2 separate regions of the Mus musculus genome follow, and region 1 is linked to region 2. Evidence: chromatin loops called from intact Hi-C (ENCODE). Cell type or tissue: gastrocnemius. All regions are shown on one strand. Links, peaks and the distances in the headings refer to the core of each region. The heading gives the core; the rest is flanking DNA.

What was found. Hi-C counts contacts between places; a loop is a spot of excess contacts. Peaks named below come from ENCODE experiments on the same cell type or tissue, not always from the same donor. Only the 100,000 strongest peaks of a DNase experiment are listed, where the experiment ranks them.
Region 1: a loop joins it to region 2, with 2.6 times the contacts of the local background. A loop is called at or near these places in 5 of 42 quality-filtered maps.

Annotation. Positions count from the first base shown.
Region 1 is chr17:56,688,679-56,699,874 of GRCm38, reverse strand. It overlaps Ranbp3 (RAN binding protein 3), which reads right to left. Exons shown (of 17, transcript NM_001252466.1): 3 at 7,154-7,354; 4 at 3,237-3,273; 5 at 3,086-3,157. Among named protein-coding and RNA genes, the nearest start is that of Ranbp3, 21 kb to the right of the region's middle. In gastrocnemius, for the core only: a CTCF peak has its summit at 5,958; a DNase peak (open chromatin) is centred at 5,914; H3K27ac peaks cover 2,402 bases.
Region 2 is chr17:56,752,722-56,763,917 of GRCm38, reverse strand. It overlaps Nrtn (neurturin), which reads left to right and starts at 6,370. Exons shown (of 3, transcript NM_008738.3): 1 at 6,370-6,722. In gastrocnemius, for the core only: CTCF peaks have their summits at 5,618 (motif pointing right) and 7,051 (motif pointing right); DNase peaks (open chromatin) are centred at 1,706, 2,589, 5,612 and 6,336; H3K4me3 peaks cover 2,290 bases; H3K27ac peaks cover 2,100 bases.

The sequences.
Region 1 (11,196 bases), core at 2,215-10,214, 65 kb after region 2:
GTGGAGGCAGGAGGCAGATTCATGACACCCATAGCTGAGGATGGAGGAGGCTGAAGAAGGACTGCTCACAGGGATGAAGTTTATTTGTAGGTGACAGCTTGATACTGGACACACTGATGCCACTCCAGCATCTTGTCACATGGGCTCTGATAGGAAACTGGTCACACTTGAAAGCCCAGGGGACACCTTGGAGGACACCTAGTCAGAGCAGCACTCAAACCCTGGGAATAAAGAGCTAAGTCCACTAGCCACACAAGGCCTAGACAAGTGACAAAGCAGCCACTGGAGCCAGCTATGGAGTGGGATAGAGGCCTTCAGGGGGGGCAATGCTGGACCACACTTTTCAAACCTGAGATCAAGTTCATAAACTGTATAACTAGAGGACCCAAAGGCTGGCTTTAGGCACCCCTTGGTTATAGGTCTTTAGGGTCCTGTTCACACAACCTTTTAAGACTTGAGGGTAAGCCAGGTGGTGGTGGCACACGCCTTTAATCCCAGCACTTGAGAGGCAGAGGCAGGTAAATCTCTGTGAGTTTGAAGCCAGCCTGGTCTGCAAAGTAAGTTCTAAGACAGCCAGGGCTCCACAGAGAAACCCTGTCTCCAAACCCCAAAGACTTGAGGACAACACAGCTGACCACAGGGACTGTAGCCACTCACCTGCACCAGTGTGGGGCCCAGAGCCTGGCCATTGTGTTGGCATGCAGGAATCCAGCAGGGCACTGCTGTGACCACATGGGACAGACAGAAGGCAAGCCTCCCTGTTGACACTAAGTGGGCAGCCAAGGCTTAGAGTTCTGTTCCCAGCCCCACCCATAGAGACATACACCCTGGGCTCTTCTCAGGTCTTGTAAAGACTCACTTTGCTAACAGTAGAGGTTACATTGCTCAGGACCGGGGGAACCCAGGCTTCACCCTCCTATAGCTGGCTGGTTGGGTACATGCCACAGATGGGGCAGAAGGGGAATGACTAGGTGAGGGGGAGCTCCCTGCTTAATTGGGAATACACTAGAGACTGAGCCCAGTTGGCCTGAGGCTGACAAAGCTCCCAGAGCAGTAGCTGGTGTGACTGAGCACTGGGCAAGAACACAGCTGGCCAGGATGGCATGGCAAGAAGATGACAAGTAGAGCCAGGTTTCTTCCTCAGGCTCAATGTATAGCTGAAAGTGACACTGAACTCCTGATCTTCCTGCCTCCACCTCCCAAGCACTGAGATGACAGATGTGTGTCTCCTCACCTGACTGCAACCAGGCTTCTGTTTTTGTTGTTGCTTTTTTTTTAAGGCGGGGTTTCTCTGTGTAGCCCTGGCTGGCCTGGAACTCACTATAGAGCAAGCTGGTCTCAAACTCAGAGATCTGCCTGCCTCTGCTTTCTGAGTGTTAGGATTAAAGGTGTGTGCCACCACCATCCAGCTGAAACCAGGCTTCTTAGTGTCAGGAAAAAGGGATAGGGCACTAAAGGACACTACCACTGCTGACTCTATAGGCCAGGTTCACACCCTGTGGGCCGGCAAAGCATCAAGCTCCTGGTTCTAGAGGCTGCACCCTAACAGAAAAGAAAGACAGATCCCAGGACTGAGATGGAATGGTGAGCAATTTCCCTGTGGGGACAAATCAGAAAATGACCAGGAACAGTCTTCAGGTTGTTTAGATCCCAGTACCAAACACAGATTTGTGACAGCCCAGAAACCATCAGCTCAGGAAGATCTGAATTCACATCTATCCTGCTCAAAGACCTGAGAACAGGATGCAGGGAGGGAAGGCTCTGGGAGCCACTGGTGGGACAAGAGTAGTGAGGCAAACAAGGAAGAGAGCCTCCTACACAGAGTGGAGCATATCCATGCTGGGAAAACAAACATTGAAGGTAACGAGAGACAGGATAGAAACTGTGCCCTAAGAAACCAAGTCACCCTTACAGATACCCCAAAGACAGCCCTAGGCCTGAAGACTGCCCTCAAAGGAACTCAGTTGTGCAGAATCTAAGTCATCAGAGTAGGCTGGGGAGGTGGCTGAGTGGGGAGAGCACCTGCTCTGCAAGCTTAAGGCCCTGAGTTCACATTCCAAGTATTCACATAGAAAAGGAAACCAATGGATGCAGAGGATGGATCCTGAGCTTGCTTGGCCACAGAGTCTAGCCCCAACTGTGAGCTTTTAGTCCAGGCAGAGACCCTGTCCCGAGAAAGCAAAACAGAGAGAAGCTGGGGGCGGGGGCGGGGCGGGGGCGGGGCGGGGTTTGGGGTGGGTTGGGGTGGGGTGCAGGACCATCGAGGAAACTATCTGAGGGCTTGCTCTGGTTCCCACACACATGAACACACTACACAAGCAGATGTACTCTCACAGAGTAAAGGCAGGCAGGACAACAAGGCTGGGGATCCCCTTTGTGCTACCTCTACACACCCACAAGCTGGCATGGGGCCTTTAAACCAAGGTGGTGTACAGCTGTCAAAAAGACTGCAATGCCTGTTTTGCAGGACCACCATGCTCTAGGCGTGGGACAAGGAGGGAGACCTCCTCCATAGAGCAGAAGTGATGCCTGCTGCCCAAGATGGTCTACCAAGACCAGAACCAGAACCAGCAGAGACCAGGACACTCTATGGTCTAGCTCTTCAGGGCAATCACTCCTAACCATCCAGGCAGCAATCACTCCTAACCTGAGGGGTGCCTATGTGTGAAAAGAGCTGCTGGACTTTGCCTGCCTCCAAATGAGCATCCCCAGACTCTCTCAGCCTAGATCCAGCCCCACTCCTGCACTGGTTGAAGCCTGGAGGCTGGCATCCACGTGTATGGTGCCCCTCAGTCTGACTACCAACAATGTCTGAGCTGGGAGCACAGATGAACGAATGCTCTCCCGCTGGGCATGGGCATGTACATGGTACCTAGTGGGTGAGAATACTATCCCGTCCAGTCCACACCAACACCATGTCCTTGCAAAGACAGCTAGATTCACAGGTGATGTACCCACAGGGCTTGACAGGGAACCTCCCAACTTCCCCTTATGGCAAACGTGTCAGCTTTCCTTAGCCTAGGTGGGGCCTCAGGTATCACACCCTTGGGGCTGGCACTACCTGGCTCTGGAGGATGTTGCTTACCTGAGTGAGTTAGAGAGGATGTCCGCTCACGCTTGACAGGGGGGCAGTAGTTTCCATCCTCATGGTCAGAATCTAGACACAGAGAGGGTGGAGTCAGAGAGTGTTCAAGTTTGCTTCCAGGATTTGGCTCATGTTCTAGAGACTTCCTTACCTTCTCCGGCTTCGGGACTGGAGCTGCCAGCAGATCTCTGCAATGAGAACACAGAAGCGGTGAGAGGCCCCAAGTGCTCCAAACCTGTGTCCCCAACTCCCCTGTGCCCTGCCAGGGGCTAAGGATGGCCCTACATAGGTCAGGTCCAATGATCCATGGCCTGCCTAGGGAATTAGCATGGCCCTCAGCAACGCCTACACCAGTGTGGACGTCTGGGGACAAGGGCATCCTGGCTCCCATGCTCACCCTAGAGCATTCTATAGCACATATGCACGCCTGCTTCTAGGTTGTCAGTTCCAATACAAACAAGTTCTGATGTCTGGGCCAAAATGTTCAGAGATTGTGCCAGGCTGCCGGGACCCTTCTTCAACTAGAAAGAGGTTCCATGGCCCTCCAGTTCCAGCCTGGTATTCAGGTGATGAGTTGCCAGCTGAGATCAGGAGCTTGTGTCCACACTTAGTACTGTGTTATCCTTCAGACCCCAAAGCCAGAAGCAAAGGCCAACGGTAGGTAAACCCACACCCCTGGTGGACGCTGGCAACTTAGGAAGGCACAAGAGCTCATTTCCCTAGAATCCTAAAGTGCTTCGAGCTCAAGCTGAACCAAGTTGGGGATACTGCCTTCAAGAAGCTGCCAAGATCCCATGCAATCAAAAAACCCAAAGAACACTAGCAGAGACCCTCCTGCTGTAGACCCGGACCCATTTTTCCCATAAATGGCCATAAAGCCAGCACTTTGGCTCACAGGTCCCATCTCCTCACTTTTGCTTATAATCCTATAACAATGTAAACACTGGCTCAGCTCAGGAACTGCAACCAGATAGTGGGCTGGAGCCTGCAGCAGTGAGCCCAGAGAGGGTGAACACAATGACACACAGTAAATCTCTAACAGATTAGCACCCTGACCTAGGCACTCTCCTCAGTACAAGCTCACAGCTTGGGTCCGTGCCAAGAGAAGCAAGCCCATCACTCTCCTTCCTGGAACTGTTCTCTCATTCACAGAGCAGGAACACTGATGGTCCCCAGACAGGTTCCCATTCCCACCCGGAGACCTTGTCACTGGGACAAACCCAGGCTCTGCCTTCCACATGATATCAAATTTCTTGGAGGTTGCAAAGGACATCAGGAAAAGGGTCCTGAGCCCAGGGCTCAGAGACTCTGCAGCACTTGGGGTCACATCTGATCCAAAGCTGCCCCACAAGGCTCAGGTGCTCCTTGGTCTAGCCTTGGGACTACCAGCCCTCTAAGAGGCTACCCACAGGACCATGAAGGGGCCACCAGCCTGAGGAGACACCCACACAAGGCTGTCCTGGAGGAAACAATCATCTGTCGTGAATCTTCAGGGAGGACTGAGTGGAAGGAGGCTGCTGCTTCTGAGGTGCCCAGTGGCTCTGGCATCACCAAAGGCAGAAGGAGGTTTGTTGTGTAAGAATTCCTATCACCTTGGCCCCTTGGCTACATCAACACAGCTCCAGACAGCCTCACATGTTATGGCCACCTTGTTGCTGATCAGCTTCATCAAGGGAGCAGGTTCTTAGGATCCATGTGGGATATCACCGAGAATGCACGTGGGAACCAAAGTATCTCAGGAGAAGAAGCAGTCCCACTGCTTCCAGGACAAAGGCTCCAGGATGACACACCGAGAGACACAGGTTGCCTGAGGTGTCCACCTCACTAACCAGGGATCCAAGAAGAAAAGTCCAGGCCAGCATTGCAACAGATCCTTGGATAGATGGAGGAGGCTCACAGAGTGATCCTTACCCATAGCTTCAGACTGGCTCAGTTTTGCCAGCAAGAGCACAAGAACCACAGATGTCGGAGGTGGAAGCAAGATCAGGATTTCAAAGCCAGCCTGACCTACATAAGACCCTGTCTCAGAAAAATCCTAAAACAAACTATGAACCTAGCTGATCTTAGCATAAGTGCTGGGAAGAGAAGCACACACACAGGTACCTTCTGTGTACTATGAGGTGGTCAAATGACAATCAAAGAGGACACCCTGAGGGCTGGTTTAGTGGTCAAGAGCACTCGCTGCTCTTCTACATTCTACAGGATAGAGCCCCTATATGATGCTACTCACAACCACCTGTACCCTCAGTTCCAGGAACATCTGGCCTCTGGCCTGCCTGGCCACAGACTGACATGCACATCTCCCACACATGTACACACAACTAAAAGTTATATATACATTTTATTAATTACATACATTTAAGTAAATATATATAGAAAGAGATGCCACCCTCAAGAACACAAAAATTCACCCTCAAGGCTGGCATCACCCCAAAGGCTGTGGGCAATGCAGGGGCTCAGGTGCATGCACGGTGCTGCACAGCATGGTCTATCCACAACCTCCAGGACAGCAGGCTGCTCACAGGCTCTTGGTGGGCAACCGCACATCACAGATGTTCACCCTATATACCCTGGAAGAGTGGCACAGAGTACAGACAGACTGGGGTGATGAAGGAGCTTACTGGGCAGCCACGTGGTTCTCTAAACTAAGACTTAGGGCACAGCAAGATAAAAGCCCACTCTGCAGCACAGGGACTGGTGAGCTCAGCCTGGTGTCCCCAGGATCAGATTCCACCCAACTTGATTTACAGCCCAATTCACCCAAATTATAGTACATCTATGCAACGCGCCAGCCACAAGACTAATTTTGGCAGACAGCCCAGCTTCCCCACTGAGAGCCCTACGCTGGCCTGGTGGCTCAGCGCTGTCACCAAGTGGCATGACAGTGCTGCTCTAGCCACTGTGAAGCAGGGGGTAGAGATGATCTCCAGCTCCCCTTATCTGGAGGCCCCTTGCCCTGGCTGATCTGGGGGCTATATTGCTCAGGCTTACAGCCGATGAGAATCAAGACACTGGGCTTTATGGGCCCAGTTTGCCACACAGGACACTGGCTCTGGAGGGCAGCTACTGTCATGAGAGCTCTAGCATGAACTTGCCGTGTGGCTCAGCTTAGAAGCCAACACCTGCAGAGCCTTGCACTCAACCAGGCTATTCTCTCAGCTAGAGCATCTGCACAGAGGCAAGAGGCATCTGGATACAGTTAACAAGGATTCTCTGTCCAGAGCAAAAACAGAGCACCCTGATTCATGTGGCTTCTGCTGTCACCCACTCTTCTGCAGTACAGAGGAGGAATCTCCCACAGGCCCTGGCACACCATAAAAATCTTGCTTCTTTCCCCTCAAAGCCTGAATCCCCAAATGACAGGGCAGGACCCCAGCCTCACCCTGGGCAGAGCTTCTCCTAGCATGACGCAGTGTTGGGAACTGGGGCTGGTGTGCAGGGAGGGACCACTCAAGTCTAGAGGATGCAGGCAGAGCCTGGCTGTGCTATCAACACATACCATGTCTGGCTCTTTATGTAGGTTAGGTGCTGGGAACTTGAATTCAGGTCCTCCTGGTTTCACAGCAAATGTTCTGAATTCACTGAGCACCCACCTCTGTAGCCCTCACTGATCTAGCAGTAAAGCAGAGACATTCCCTGCCACTGAGGTGTAATTTACTCACTCATGCCTTCTGCCTGTGCTAGAGATGGACAGGTGCTTCCCCTCTTCCTGCTTCACTGCAGCCCAAGCTCAGAGTCTCCAGAGCCCTGGATTCCTAAGACCCTAAACTTTGCCACTCAGATTCAGAAGGAGAGAAGTGGGAGGAAGCCGGTGAGGCCAGGAAGGGCCTGGAAGGCAGTGCTGCCCAGTTCCTCTTGAGGCCCCTCCCATCTCCCAGGAAGCAGACCCCATCACTCACTGGGTAGGGACAGTAAGGGGCTTGGTCGCTCTGTCTGGTCAGTTGCATAACTAAAGTGAGCTAAGTAAGTCCTTGCTGCCCCCTCCCAGATGCCTCAGGTGGTCTTGGGGTTGAAGAGACAGGGACTTAGGCCAGGGAATGGAGTGCAGGGTGGGCTGTGGGCACTTACCCCTGCCAGTTCTCGCACACAAGGAGGCTGGGCTGCAGGAGCAGGGGGTGGAAGAGAGCTGGTGGAAGCGCTAGCAGGGGCGGAAGGGTCTAAGGCATGCTCCCCAATGGATTCGGGGTACCCTGTATCAGGGCAGGGCGCCTCGGCCTCCCCCCGAGGCTCCTCTCCCGACTCCGGCAAGTCTCTGTGCTCTGTGGAGGACTGGGGGGCAAAAAAGACAATTTTCCTTCAATGTACACAAAAGGCCACATTGTAGGGAAGGGTGAGGGATAAGTGTCAGGGGCTGTATGTGGTGTGGCCCCTGGGGACAAGACAGGCCACTGGAGAAGGGGAGGGGCCCTGTCCCTACCTCTGCCTTTCTGTATCGGGCTCTTGGGCAAGTAGGGTCTAAGCTTCCTTTTCAGAACAATGGTGCTCTACTGCTCTCAGCCACTCCAGCCAGATTCTAAAGTGCTGTCAGTGGACACATCAGTGACAGAAGAGCCAAGACACCCACAGATTTTTGGCCTCTGGTTTTCCCAGGCTCACCTCACACACCCTGGGTGCGGGCTTATTTGGAAAAGGACAAAGGATGCAAAAGCTAACATCCAGCAGCCTTTGCGGTAGACCTGGGGGCTCTAAGGGCCTCTAGGCCAAGCACCTGTGGCCCCAACTCTTTCTCAGAGGTGATGTCCTGCCACACTGGTCCAGGGCCCCAAACCCCATGGCACTGTCCACCAGTTGTTCTCAGCCCATAACTAAAATGGCTGTGGCTGTCCGCCAGAAAGGAAGGAAACGTCTCAAGGGTGTGACTTGCCCACAGGGCTATGCTGTGATTTGAGTCTTGATGCCCATGTCACCTTGAGTCCTGTGATCCAGGGGCCCTCTTGTCTCAGCCTCCCGGGTGGCTGGGACGCAGGGCTGTGTCACCAGACGTGGCATGGGTGCTACTTTGAAACATGACCCCCATCAAAAGAAAATACAACAAACGCAGAGCCCTGTGGAAAGAAACGGCTCCATCAAAGCTCCTTCAAGGCCGGCTGTAGTGGAACAAGCCTGCGATCCCAGCACTAAGGAGGCAGAGGCAGGAGGACCTCGAGATCCAGGCCAGCCTAGGCTATGTAGTGAGACCCTAGCCCAGCGGAGTGAAAAGAGCTTACAAAGCTTCTATACAAGCCACTTCTTGCCTAGGTCTCAGTATCAAAGAACACTATCAGCTTCCTAGGTCACAGTGGTCACCACCAGCCCCTACTGCTACCCATAAGAGTAAAATTTAACCCCTTGCTGGGAGCAACAGCCAGAATCAGCTGACTAGAATCACATGGAGGGTATATAGTGGGCTCTCAGGGGCCAAAAAGAAAGACAAGGAAGAAGGGCGCTCTACCTCTGTCTTCCATTACTGGACTACAGCAATGCCAGCCTGCTACCCAATGCTGGCCCTGTCGTCCCCAGGGACAACCACACTAAAAAGCCAAATGGTCCAGATGCCATATGAACAATGGGCACAGATGCAGGGGACAGCTTGTCACTTGCCCAGGGAGGACCAGATGTCCAAAGTCAGTGATGGGGCTGAGCAGCACTGACTTCTGAGAACTACTGCTGAGGGGAGACTGACAGCTGTGTTCTGTCACTGACAAAATACAGCAAGCACAGAGGAGAAGCAGCTACCTCACAGGTACACAGAGCGATGGCCTCATACCCACACCATACAGAGAACATTCCTAGGACATGAGGATAGAGAGGGTAAGAGGACCCTGTGCTGCCAATCTAGCCACCAGTATTCAGGTGTCTAAAGTCTAGAGTCCATGGGGGTACATACCTGTCACCCCAGCACTTAGAAGTGTGAATTCAGCTGAACAGTAGTAGCACTAGCACGCCTTTACTCCCAGCACTTGGGAGGCAGAGGCAGGTGGATTTCTGAATTTGAGGCTAGCCTGGTCTACAGAGTGGGTTCCAGGGCAGCCAGGACTACACAGAGAAACCCTGTCTCAAAAAGCTAAAAAAAACAAAGAGGAGGAGGAGGAGATGGTATGTGAATCCCAGCCTGGGCTACAAATCAAGACTATCTCAAAATAAAATAAAACAAAATAATCTGGTCTGTGGCTCCATTGTAGAGCACTTGCCTCACATGTAGAAGGAAGGTCCTGGGTTCCACCCTTAGTCCCCATGCCAGCTTCCCACTTAGGAGGTAAAGGCAGGAGACTCAGGAGGTCAAGGCTAGCCTGGGATACACAATGAGCTCATGGACATCTTGAGCCATAAAAGACTCTGTCTTAAAAATTATGAGCTGGGCGTGGTGGCCCCCTCCTTTAATCCCAGCACTCGGGAGGCAGAGGCAGGAGGATTTCTGAGTTCGAGGCCAGCCTGATCTACAAAGTGAATTCCAGGACAGCCAGGGCTACACAGAGAAACCCTGTCTCGAAAAACAAAAAAAACAAACAAAAAACCAAACAAACAAACAAAAATATGACCAAAAGGCTAGAAAGATGACTCAAAGAAAACTGGGTATTCTAGAAGACAGGGGTTGGATTCTCAGTACCTACATGGCAGCTCACCACTGTCTGAAATTCTAGTTCTAAAGGACTCAACACCCTCTTCTGATCTGCTTCAACACCAGTCAAGCACAGGGTGCAAACCTATGTGCAGGCAAAACACCCATATACCTAAAATAAATTACTAAAACAATGACCACCCAGCTAACTCAATCAGCAGACATGAGACTGTTTTTGTTGTTGGTTTTTTTTTCCCCCCCCCAAGACAGGGTTTCTCTGTGTAGCCCTGACTGTCCTGGAAATCACTGTAGATAAGACTGGCCTCAAATTCAGAGATCCACCTGCTTCTGCCTCTCCAGTGTTGGGATTAAAAGTGTGCACCACCACTGCCTGGCTATGAGACTCTCTAACTCCAAGCATGAGATTTCTAACTCAAAAATTAATAAGTAAGGGGCTGGAGAGATAGCTCAGTGTTTAAGAGCACTTACTGTTCTTCCATAAGTCCTAAGTTAATTCCCAACAACCAACCACACGGTGGTTCACACCCATGTGTAATGGAATATGATGCCCTCTTCGGGTGTGTCTGAAGACAGCTACATCATACTCAAATATACATAAAATAAATAAATCTTTAAAAGATTACTAAATAAACTAGGCATGGTTGTACACACCTTTAATCCCAGCACTTGGGAGGCAGAATCATAAGTTGGCAGATCTCAGAAACAGAGTTCAGGACAGCAGGCTCTACACAGCAAGTTATAGGTCAGCCAGGACTTCACAGTGAGGCCCTGTCTCTAAACAAAAATAATCACTAGGAACTATTAAGTAAGCAAGTAACAAAAGCTTACTTAGACTGGAGACATGCTTTGGTGCTAGGATGCTAGGCCAGCACACAAGCCACTGGTCCCAGCATTAAAAACCAAAGCCGGGGCTGGTGAGATGGCTTAGCGGGTAAGAGCACTGACTGCTCTTCCAAAGGTCCTGAGTTCAAGTCCCAGCAACCACATGGAGGCTCACAACCACCTATAATGAGATCTGACGCCCTCTTCTGGTGTGTCTGAAGACAACCACAGGGTACCTATGTATAATAAAATAAATCTTTAGGCCAGAGCAAGCAGGGACTGAGCGAGCGGGGCCGACTGAGTGAACAGAGGTCCTAAATTCAACTCCCAACAACCAGATGAAGGCTCACAACCATCAGTACAGCTACAGTGTACTCATATACATTTTTTTAAAAAAAGGAATAATGACAGGAACAAACAACAATAAACAGGAGTGGGTAGATTCCCTAGTCAGGCAACAGCAGGAGGTTGCAACCTGTCACCTTGGGCTACACAGAGAACTGGCCCTCACCACTGCACAGCTGCTGATGCACCTGTTGTGGAAGTGAAAGCTACTGGCTGGCAACCGAGCTACTTGCTCTCTTCCAATCCTGCACTACTGTCTAGTACATCCTGCTCTACATAGACCAAGTAACCCAGGCTGGCCCAATCTTGCAGTCCTTCTGCACACACTGGAGTTTCACCCCCGACTAGCCTTGAACTCACAGAGATCCACCAGCCTCTGCCTCCT
Region 2 (11,196 bases), core at 1,287-9,286:
TTAAACATGTAAGAACAGCACTTGGGTGGATCGGGAGGTAGTGTTTTGTTTTTGTTTTGGTTTTTTTTTTTTTGGGGGGGGGGGAGGGGGTCGAGACAGGGTTTCTCTGTATAGCCCTGGCAGTCCTGGTGTTTGAGGCCAGCCTGAGCTACATGTCTCAACCAAAGCCAAGTCAAACCAATCAGTATTTAAATTTATTTAATTCATGGAGATGGGGGTCTCACCCTGTAGCCCAGGCTGTCCCGCAACGCACGAACTAGACTCTGCTGGTTGTATAACATAAGGGGAAACAGGCCCAGAGAGGTAAAGCGATTAATTAGCCTTAGACCACAATAGCACCCTGTTTGCGCCATTGCTCTCTACCGTCCCTACTGGGCAAGATGGGAATAACAATGCATTTTAAGGCTGAGGCTCCTTTGTAGCGTCTACAATTGGGTTGTGATAAGGACACGCTCTTGGAAGAAACAGGGCTGCAAAGGGCAACGACAGAAACAAGATCCCTTCCTCAAAGCAACTCCGTCCTCTTCTGTGCAAGGCAACCCAGGCTGGCTTCCCGCAGGAGGCGTGACAGCCTGGCAGTTGATAACTGTGAAACCGTACAGACCGTTAACCATGAGGTGCAGCATTCATGGTGATGTGAATACAATGGTGCTGGATCCTTACGGGGAGCTCAGCAGCTAGTGAGGGTTTACTGTCCGCCAGGCCCGGTTCCAACCCTGAGCACAGACTAGCATCTGGGCCTCCATTTCTCCTCCTACCCCACCCCTAGTCCTTCCGCGTCCAAGGATGACCTACTCCGTACCCTTTTGAGAACCAGCCTTCCGTCCTAGTCTCCTCCAGGTACACCATTCCACCTAACACGGAAAATAGAGCCCCCCCCCTTTCCTCCTCGGCCAGTTTCCACACCCGAGTCCCCTGGCAACGTGCCTCCGGGAGAGTCTGTGGCTCCCTGAACTGAGGGATCCAGATAGCCCCCTGGAACTACAGCTCCAGCCTGATCTCAGCTGACACCAGGAAGTGAGGGAGGCAGGTGGCTGTGGCCCTGCTAGCACTGGAGACCTGGGCACCAAGTGGGGGCAGGGAAGACCGAAGGGCCCCACTGCTGCCTCCTCCCCTATTCCTCTCTGTGTGTCTCTTCTATTCTTCCTCAACGGTTTTATTTTATTTTTATTTTTTTAAGATAAGGTCTCAGGTAGCACAGACTAGTCTCCAACTCACTATTGCCAGAAATGACCTTGAATCCCTGATTCTCCTTCCTCCACCTCTCAAAGTGTGTCTGCCACCATACTTGACATTCTCTTTCCTGTCTCTCATTTTTGTCCTTTTGTGACAAAGACTCGCTTTCCATTCCAAGGCAACCCCAAACTCACGGCAATGCCCCTGCCTCATCTTCCCAAATGGCCTGGCTTTACAGGCTAGGCTCCCTCCTTTTCTGTCTCCAGTTCTGTGTTCACCTGGGTACCCCCACCCCCACCTCTGGGCCGCCCCTCCCCCCCCTCCTTAGGTCTAGCAGGTGCAGTCCTGGGCTGGGTGCCCACGCCTGGCCTCCCGGATTTGTGTGGCAGATTCCTTTATCTATGCCTGCAGCTGGGTCCTTATCTCGGGGCTGCAGGTCGGGAGCAGGGGGATTAGAGCAGCCAGGGCCAAGCGGGTTGCGGAGAGCTCAGCGTTACAGCAGCTGGCGGCGCCGCAAGAGTGCGCGTGCGCAACACAGCCTGCGAGCAAGCCTGCCCCGCAGCCCCGCCCACTGAGCTAGGTCCCGCCCATCCCCGGCCCCCCAGCTCCTTCCGCAGGAGCCGCTGCCCAGGTGGCCCGCCTGATGCGTTTCCCACCTTCCTGACCTCGGAGGCGGCAGGGACCCGGCCTCCACCTCTGACCCCGTGCTGTCGATGGCTCCCAGAGGAACAGCTCCGGTCCTGTTTTTACCATCCCAGCCTAGATCTGCAGCTTCGCTCCTTCCTGCCGCCCACGGGCTGCTAGGGTCCCTTCTTGGCCTCGGTTTGCCCGTGACACCCCACCCCCACTAGAGTGTGTCAAGTGATGCAGGAGGCCCCTCTGCGTCTCCCAAACTAAGCGTGACAGTCACCCCAAAGTCCCAGAACCCAATATTGGAAACCCTGGAGGCAGGAGCATGGGGATTTCCAGGCCAGCCTGGGCTACAGAGCACAAAGCCTTTGCTGGTCTCAAAGGGTGGAGCCCTCACTGGAAGCGCTGAAGCCCTGGTTCCATCCCCAGCACCTCAGAACCAGCACAGGGAACATGCCCCGAGAATCAGGAGTTCAAGGTCATCCTTGACTGCATAGCAACTAGCCCCCAAACCCAACCCGTGCTAAAAGGGAGCTCTGAGGATAATCCTGTTCTACAGGGGGTGCCCAAGGCTGGGCCTGGAACCACCATTTTACAGATGGCCAAACTGAGGCTAAGCAATCTCTTTGATCTCAACACACAATGCTGCATGGTGCATGGGAAGTTAACAATCATATGAGATGGCCAAGGGGGATGGAGGACACACTGAGTTCCCAGCCACCTCCAACCCCCCTGGGCTGGTCACTAGGAGTTCCCTCGGCAGTGGTGGTGGCGGTGGGGGGTCCATCCTTCAAACAGCTGAACCTGGGCCAGTTCCTAAAGCTAAGATGGAAACTTCCTCACCAGCCAAGTTCATGTTTTGGCCAGAGGCCGCCAGCCTCCCAGAACCTTGGCCTGGGTCTCCACCCAAAGACAGAGTGCTTCCCCTTGGGACTGATGGCCTCCAGGAAGGCCAGGCTGGCTCTGGAAAGGGGGTGGAGGGGGGGTGGACAGGACCCTGACATTCTGCAAAGTCCCCAATGTTGTGATCATAAAAAGATAAAGAAATATAAGGAGACATGTTCTATGGGGGTGTGGTGAGGTGTGGGGCAAGGGGGTGCCCCACCAGCCCATGCCAAGGCATCCCTTCCCCCTGAGAGACCAGCCACATGAGGGTATAGTATAGAATAGAGTTTATTCAGGGCATGGGGAGGAGAGTTAAGAGGCAGAGAAAGACAGAGAGAAGGAGAGAGTAGAGAAGTGGAGACTGGCTATGGCCACGTGGAGAGAGGGGAGAAGGGAATGGGGAGAGAGGGGGTAAGCGGGAAGCAAGATTAAGAGAGACAAGAGAGTAAGAGAGGGAAGAGTGGCCAAGCAGCCCCTTTTCTAGTGGACCGGCCTAACCTGGCTGTTGCCAACTGTGGGGAGGAGCATACCTGGCTGCTGCCAGGTAACTGTGAGGGTGGAGTCTGGACAGAATACCAACACCCAAGACACAGACTCTTGCTGTGTGACCTGGAGCCTGCTGCATGACTTCTCTGAGCCTCTGGTTTCACAACAACCTGTCGATTACCAAACAGGCTGGTGGCAGGGCAGGCTGTGGCTGGTGTCGCTCGGAGATGCGGGAACAGATAGATGCAGAAGGAAAATGAATTCCAGCACAAGGTGGGTGGGGGCTCTGAACTCAGGCTGCCACCATCTCTAACAGGGCCCGGCATTCTGGTTGAAATGGATCAAAGAAAGGGACTGCATGTGTCTGTGCATCTTTGAGCCTCAGTTTCCCAATGCTAGGCTCTGATGGGACACTAGATGCTACCCCACATTTGTTCCCATGCTGTGGGAGGTTCAAATGTTGTTGAAACTGGTCTCTAGTCCTACATAGCCTGCATCCGGGACAAGAGTCTAAACATAAAATACTGTAAACACTGAAGCCCAGCAGCCCTGGGGTCAGCTGCCTAGATGGCTGTGACCCTTCTCCAAGGGAGGTGACATCAACTGGCTGGTCTCCATGAAGCATATCCCTCACCCAACAAGATCCCAGATCCCAGTTGGGGATCAGCCTCATCTTAGCTGGTGTAAGAATGAAGAATTCTGGAAGAATTCTGATTCTCTCTGTCTCTGTCTGTCTCTGTCTGTCTGTCTGTCTGTCTCTGTCTCTGTCTCTCTGTGTCTCTGTGTCTGTCTCTCTCTCTGTCTCTCTCTGTCTCTGTCTCTGTCTCTCTCTCTGTGTCTCTCTCTCTCTCTGTCCCAGTTCCCAGCTGAGGTGTGACTCACAGAGCACGACAGGGCGTCTGTCAGTTGCTGTCTGTCTCAAGGGGTGGCAGAATGTGTGGGTGATCTGGAAGGCTATTGGAATAGATGACACTTGTATTTCTGGTGTGACCACGACCAGCCCTGAGCAAGGCAGCCACTTTGTGTATCTGAGGCTGATGAGATTCCCTGTAAGTCTTTGTAGCAAACCATGTGACTCAAAAATGGGGTCATAGGTGGGTGCAAGTTCTGTGTCCCCACCTTTTGCTCCTGACTCGCCTGACGCTGTCAGCTCTACCCTTGCACCCCTATCCCAGAGGAAGAGCCCAGTCTTTCAAGTTGCTGTTGCCAGGACAACCGTTTTATGAGCGTCCACATGGTGGGCACATGTGTGTGTCCTGCACTCCATGTGTCTGTCTGCCCCACCCCCCGTCACAGCTGGGCCGGGTGAACAGAGGTGGCCACAGGACGGCTGGTGACAGCTTCATGGGGGCTGGCCCAGTAGGGGTGGGCTCTGGCTAGCTCTGTGTGCAAGGAGGCCCTGGCCTCCCATACCAGCCCCCCATGTGTGTCATGTGTGTGCCTGAAGGAGCTGTGGGATTTTCTTGCACATATTGTATGCTGGGGGGGTGGGCTTTGCACCAGTGGTGGGTGTGACAGAGGAGACAGGGAACAGCTATATTGTTTATTATGTGTATTGCCTGGTGTGGGTCTGTGTATGTCATCCAGCACCAGGCTGTAGCAGAATTGAGTGTGTGTGCAGGAGCCAGCCTCAGGGGAGATCCTCTGTGTGTAAAGTCAGTTTGCCTCTGGTATGTACAGAGCCTACAGTTAAGTGTCCTGCTGTCAAACTCTGTGTGTGCTAGCACGCACTCACCAGGTGTCCAGCTCTGAGTGACAACAGGGATGGGAAAGATGTACCTTCATGTAAAGCACAGGTTGGAAGGACCCATCCTGAATGTCCCATCTCCATATGCCAGGCCCTTATCCGACTCCCCATGCCAGACCCTCACCTGTCTCCCCCATGCTAGGCCCTCACCTGTCTCCCCCAGACCCCCACCCCGCCCCACCTTCCCCATTTTCCCCGTGCCACACCTTTGCCCTATCTCCCACACCCACACCCTTGCCCCATCTCCCTGTCCCATCTCCCCACACACACAAACACCCTGACCCTATCCTCCACCTCACCCCTGCCATGCCCTGGGCCCTGGGAAGCCTCAGGCACAGGAAGGAATCAGCCTCAGGTCTCTGAACATACAGGTGACTTTCAGAGTCTACTGTTCTGACCCACGGAGTCAAATAAACCCTCATTACCAACTGCACCTGACATGCACATGAGCACACTCTATGACCAGCGTTAGGCCCTTGGGAAGGGGTGGGGCTGTTTGGGAGGCTGGTACTGAAAAGGCTTCTGGGATAAGTGAACCTTAAGTCAGGGGCAGGTGGCAGCCAAGGGAGCTGAAGATTTGGCAAAGGATGTCAAAGAGGGAGGAGCCTCAACCCTGGTTTCTCGGCAACCAGGTGTGGCAGGGGCGTGGCCACAGTAGGTCTCGCCCCACCCACCCCATCTCTGAGTGACCGGGCCCCGCTAGGGGGCGCTTGCGGATCACAGGAAGAGTAGGGTGTGGTGGGTTTGAGTGATCAAGTCCCAGATAGGGTGCTTTTAGGAGGGAAGTCATTTGTGAGAAACAGAGGTCGTCCCCGCCCCCCCCCCGCCCCCCCGCTCCCAATGGTGCTCTGAGGGGCAGGATGGTGGGAAGCATTAGTTCACCGCGGACAACAGGATCTTCAATTTTACATAATCTAGGTTATCTAAGAGACTGAACTTAGTTTCCCTGGGAGGGTTTTCTTGGAGAGGATAGAGGGGTGGGCTTAGGGGTGGGGAGGACTTGTGAGGGGACCATGGGTGAGTGCAGAGTGGCCTTTGGTTGGGAGGGAGGGTCACGTGTGTCTTGAGATTCTTAGATGGCTTCAGAGCGCCGGAACAGCAATTTGGGTTGAGGGGCGATGCTATAGAGATTCTCCCTGGTTGGTAGTTTAGAGGAGCTAGATAGGGAGTTGGAGACCTGGGGCAGGAATGTGCAAAGTTAGTGAGGACTAGATTCGGGGCGCAAAGTCTCAGATAAAGGAGAGTCCCCGGGAGGAGTGGATCAACCAACTGATCGATGGAGCAGTGTGGCTGTTTAGGGCCTCCCACGTTCCTGCCACCTGCTCTCCCGGAGCGCCCCTACAGCTGTGGGCAGGACGAGGGCGGTTCCCGAGCCCGGGAAACCCTACGCCACGCCCACGTCCACGCCTCCGGGAAGGCCACGCCCCCTCGAGCCCAGCCGGCCTGAGGTGCGCGGCGGGAGCGGAGGGAGAGCGCGCGGTGGCTTCGTCCGTGTGCCCCGCGCCCGGCGCTCCTCGCGTGGCCCCGCGTCCTGAGCGCGCTCCAGCCTCCCACGCGCGCCACCCCGGGGTTCACTGAGCCCGGCGAGCCCGGGGAAGACAGAGAAAGAGAGGCCAGGGGGGGAACCCCATGGCCCGGCCCGTGTCCCGCACCCTGTGCGGTGGCCTCCTCCGGCACGGGGTCCCCGGGTCGCCTCCGGTCCCCGCGATCCGGATGGCGCACGCAGTGGCTGGGGCCGGGCCGGGCTCGGGTGGTCGGAGGAGTCACCACTGACCGGGTCATCTGGAGCCCGTGGCAGGTAAGCAGAGTCCCGGAGTGCAGTGCGGGGGGCGTCCCCAAATTTCCCCTACCAGGTCAGTGCCGGGCTCCGTACACGACGGGGTGCGCTCTGGGCTCCTACGACTCTCGATGCCTGTGGAAGGCTGCTGGACCAGCGGGCCCCCGTGAGCGCCCCGTCGGTCAGGGAGAATGGAGTAGGGGTACTTCGTGGTCACAGGAAACCCTGGGAGGGGGCCCAGGCGCGCAGCCCTGCGGCGCACAGAAGTAAACAGTCAGGGGCGCGTTCCCTGCGTTCCTGGGGACACCGTGTCCTCCCCGGTAAGGGCCGGGCCACTGGGCTCCTGAATCGCTGTTCAGCCACAAGAGGGCGTGGGGCTCTTTAGTGGAGGGGGGGTCCCTTAAGGGCAAAGCTCAGATTAGAAACGGGGGTGTGTTCCCCACTTTCCGAGTTCTTGTTCCAGATTATCCCCAGATAACTCGGTTTATGGGTAAGAAGTCACCAGGCCCACCCAAGTTTGCTGCAGAGAGTGGGCAGACATCAGGTGGGACAGGGAGGCAGAAATCCTAAAGCCCAGGATGCTAAGATGCGTGTGTGTGTGTGTGTGTGTGTGTGTGTGTGTGTGTGTGTGTGTGTGTTGAGGTTGCCACCTGCCTGCCTCACTGGGTCTGGCTGGGGAACTTCGAGGGGGCGAGAGTGCTGGGAACTGGTTTCTGTCCCACTGCCTTCGTGGGGCTTCACATCCCTGGTGTCTGGGACACCCTTTTTGTGTGTCAGTGCCCCGGGCTGAGGAAGCCCTATGGGGTGTGACTGGCAGGATATCAGCAGCAGGTAGATTCCAGCCTGACCAGCTTGTCCCACCCCAGCCCCTAGCCCCAAGGCCACCCCCCCCCCCCATCCCTTCTGCTCTTTCATCTGCTTTTCCATAGGGGACCTCCTGAGCCTGCTGCAAACCCCTATGCTACCACAAAGGGCTGGCTGTGCCAGGTAGTGAGAAATGTCCCTCTCAGCCAGGCACCCCCCTCAGCCGGATTACACCCCATCACCTCAGGTACCCTCCTCAGCTGGGTACCCCACCTCAGCCCCTCAGCCGGGCATCCTGTCCCGAAATGCTACCATCCTGTTTCTCAGAATTAAATAAAAAACAATCACACAAACTCTGAGCCAGGCACCCAAAACAAAACCAAAAACCAAAAACCAAACCAAAACAACACAAAAGCTAGAGATGTTTTTGACAAATGTTTGCCTGTGGGCAGTGTCTTAGAGGCAGACACACTGGCATGCACAGACGTGGGACGTGGGAACTCGTGTAACTAGGTGATGACCGGAGACTCTGGAGGAGCAGGAGACTCAGGGAAGACTTCCTGGAGGAGGGGCATTACAACTGGGGCTGAGCAGGATGAGTAGGAGTTTTGTAAGTGAGGAAGAAAGGGACAGTGCTTGGCTTGTTTGGGGACAGTCAGGGTGACCCGGTGGTGGTGGTGGTGGTGGTGGTGGTGGTGGGGAGAATATTCTGGAAGTATGACAGAGGAAGAATGGGGAATAGGTGTGGCGCCTCTGGCCATTGTCAGAGCTACTCAGGATCTGGAGGGAGAAGCATCAGGAGTTCAAAGTCAGCTTTGGATACATAGAGTCCAGCCTGGGCTACACTGACTCAAAAGAGAGATGAGAGCAAACTTACAAATAAGTCCTTGATACCAGAGCTCTCCCTGTTGACCACGCAGCCTGTGACGCCAGTTCGGGTGGTCAACGCCTCTGCATTTGCCTCGCATTCACACGTATATATAAAATAATGAAAAGAATTCCTTTAAAAGTTCAATAAGTAAACAGAATAAGAAGAGAAAGAAAGTGCCGGGCCGCCTAGACTCCCAGCTCCCGTCTGGGGAAACTAAGGCCCAGATGCTCTCCCATCTCCCAGCTGGGGAAACTGAGGTTCAGATAGGCTCCCAGTTCTCGCCTGGAGAAACTGAGGCTCGGAGAACAGACACCTTTATCTAGGACCTGAGACCAAACTTTGAATTTGGGAAGGAAGGAGAGGACAGGCAAGTGCCCTCCCTCCCCACCCTGTTACTGCCGCATCCGGCGCCTGCCTCAGTTTCCCTTCCAAGCCAGATGGCCAGGACTCTAGCGGGTGACTCTTCCCAGCCACCCTCAGGGCCCCGCGCCAGCGGCTCAGCCCGCATTAGCCTGATCCGGTTATGCGTGGGGCCTCCTGCTCACAACCAGCTGCTGTGCTGTGTGCCCTGCCGCGCAAAGTCCACCTTTCTGGTTCTGCCTGTCGCGGGCTGGGGAGGGGGTGAAGGGAACAGGGAGTAACAGGGTGGGAAGGAAAAGGGCTTCCCAACAGAGGCTGCAGAGTCGCGGAGACTCCACCCCCTTCCCCATTTTAAGTCCAACTACTGAGCGACGTTTGAGCCACCACTGTCCTGTGTTGAAGAATGTATGGTGACGGGGTGGCTAAGCTGACAGTTGCTCTCCGACTTCCGCACAGGCACGCTGCGGCGCGTGCTCCCCTAGACATACACATGGAAATAAGATGAAATCTCTTTAAGTGTAGGGGGCCACTGGAATTGGGGCTTTGAGGTATGAGCAGGAGTTTGGTCAGTACAGCATCGCTTGGGCTCTAGAGGTGTAGCAGCCCTGGGGGGGTCTTGCCCCTTCTCTCGACTGGGAGGGAGCGGCTATGTTCCCCCCCTCAACCCATCAAGCCCCAAATGCCTCCCCAGGCCACAGCCCCCACAGCTCATCGGAAACAGCTGTGCTCCGCAGATGTTGTTGCTTTGCCCCCAGATGTGCGTCCCGCCAGCGGGTGGGGCCCTCGGAAGGAGGTGAGGACCCAGGCTCCGGGAGGCCTCAGTTTCCCCATCTGGAACCACTAAGAATCCATAGACTGTCTGGGAAAAACTGTGACTGGTGGGAAAACTGAAGCACGGACTCTGGAAAGTGTAGGTCTGGGAGTCCCTCCTCCCCTGGTGCCCCCATGATTTTCTAGAATTGAATGACCTCCCCAAACCGCAGGCAGTAGCACATATCACGCCAGCTCTCAGGAGGTGGAGGCAGGAGTGCAGGGTCACCCTCAGCTACATACTTGGGCTACAGGAGACCCTGTGGGTTACAAGGAGTGAGCAGGCTGAGAAACAGGTTCAGAAAACTGAACTTCGGCCCTCCCCTCCCCCGCACCTTTTGGCTCTGACTGAAGATGGGGAAACTAAGTCACAGCGGGAACGGCAGCGGGGGGGGGGGGAGCAGTTGCCATGGAGATGGGGCAAGGCAACTCTCCTGGTCCTATAGTGGAGGAACCAAGCTTTGAAGGATGAATAGGAGTTTGAGGCTGCTGCGGTTAGGGCCCAATTCCAGGCCCTGGCTACTAGCCAGGCTGAGCGCCACGGTGCCCAGGCATGCGCACACCTTCTCTGCATACACGTGTGGGTCTGCTGGACATAACTGCAATGGGGAAACTGAGGCTGGGAAGAGGGAGGAACAGGAGAATATGACCCTGGGCAGAACGCTTGCCAGGATGCGGTGACCCTTGGCCCCCTTCCAGGAGCCTCTGTGCACCTACGTCACGCCCCCTAGGATACCCCCGCCCCTTCCGTGCCAGACACAAACCAGTCGGGTGACCCCGGACAGAGGGACCATTGTTCATGGGTTCAGAGCTCAGCTGGGGGTGCTTGGTCCAAGACCACTGGGTGGGTGCGACCGTGCCACCCCCAGTACTGGCATTTCCGCTGTCATGCTTCCTCATAGAACCCAGAGAGGAAACTGAGGCACTGCCCCCAGAGGGATAATAAGGCACAGGCCTTGGGCGTGAGGGCGGTCATGCCAGGACAACTAACTCCCGGGCCACAGACGCTAAGGACACGGGTTTGGTACTCGCGCGCGCGCAGCGCACAGGCCCCTGTCACTCTGCCCCGGGGACCCCACATCCACTCCTGGCTTCCATGGGTAGTGCATGTGACTTGGACTTGAGTTGAATTCAGAGTGGAGCTTAGGCAAACCATCGGCGCCCAATAAATGTCAGACGAGGACAAATAGACACATGGTTTACTGGTACAGTGGACAATGGAGAGTCTTGAAGCCTCAGTATACAGTTGGTGTTCAATAACCAAGCGAGCTGGAGCTGCAGACTGAACCCCGGGTCCAAGCAGGGAAGGAGGATCAGAGCTCAGGGTCAGCCTCTGATACACAAGAGTTTCAGACCAGCCTGGGGTAAATCTCAAAAGGAAAAACAAAACAAAATAGCCAAACACCGTGCCTCAGTTTCCCCAAATGTCTCCTGCGTACTCAGCATCAGGCCTGGTACACAGTTGGCACCTGTGTTGGGGCCACGCAAACTGAATGCAAATGTCTTCCAGGCCACAGCACACTGGGTAAGATAGGAGGTGGCCTAACCTCAGGGAACGTGGGCACTGTAGTTGGGAGTGTGCCGGTGTTTAGACACATAACTGTGTGCAGTGAGCAGGAGTACTAATACCTTGGTGGAAGAGGTGCAGCC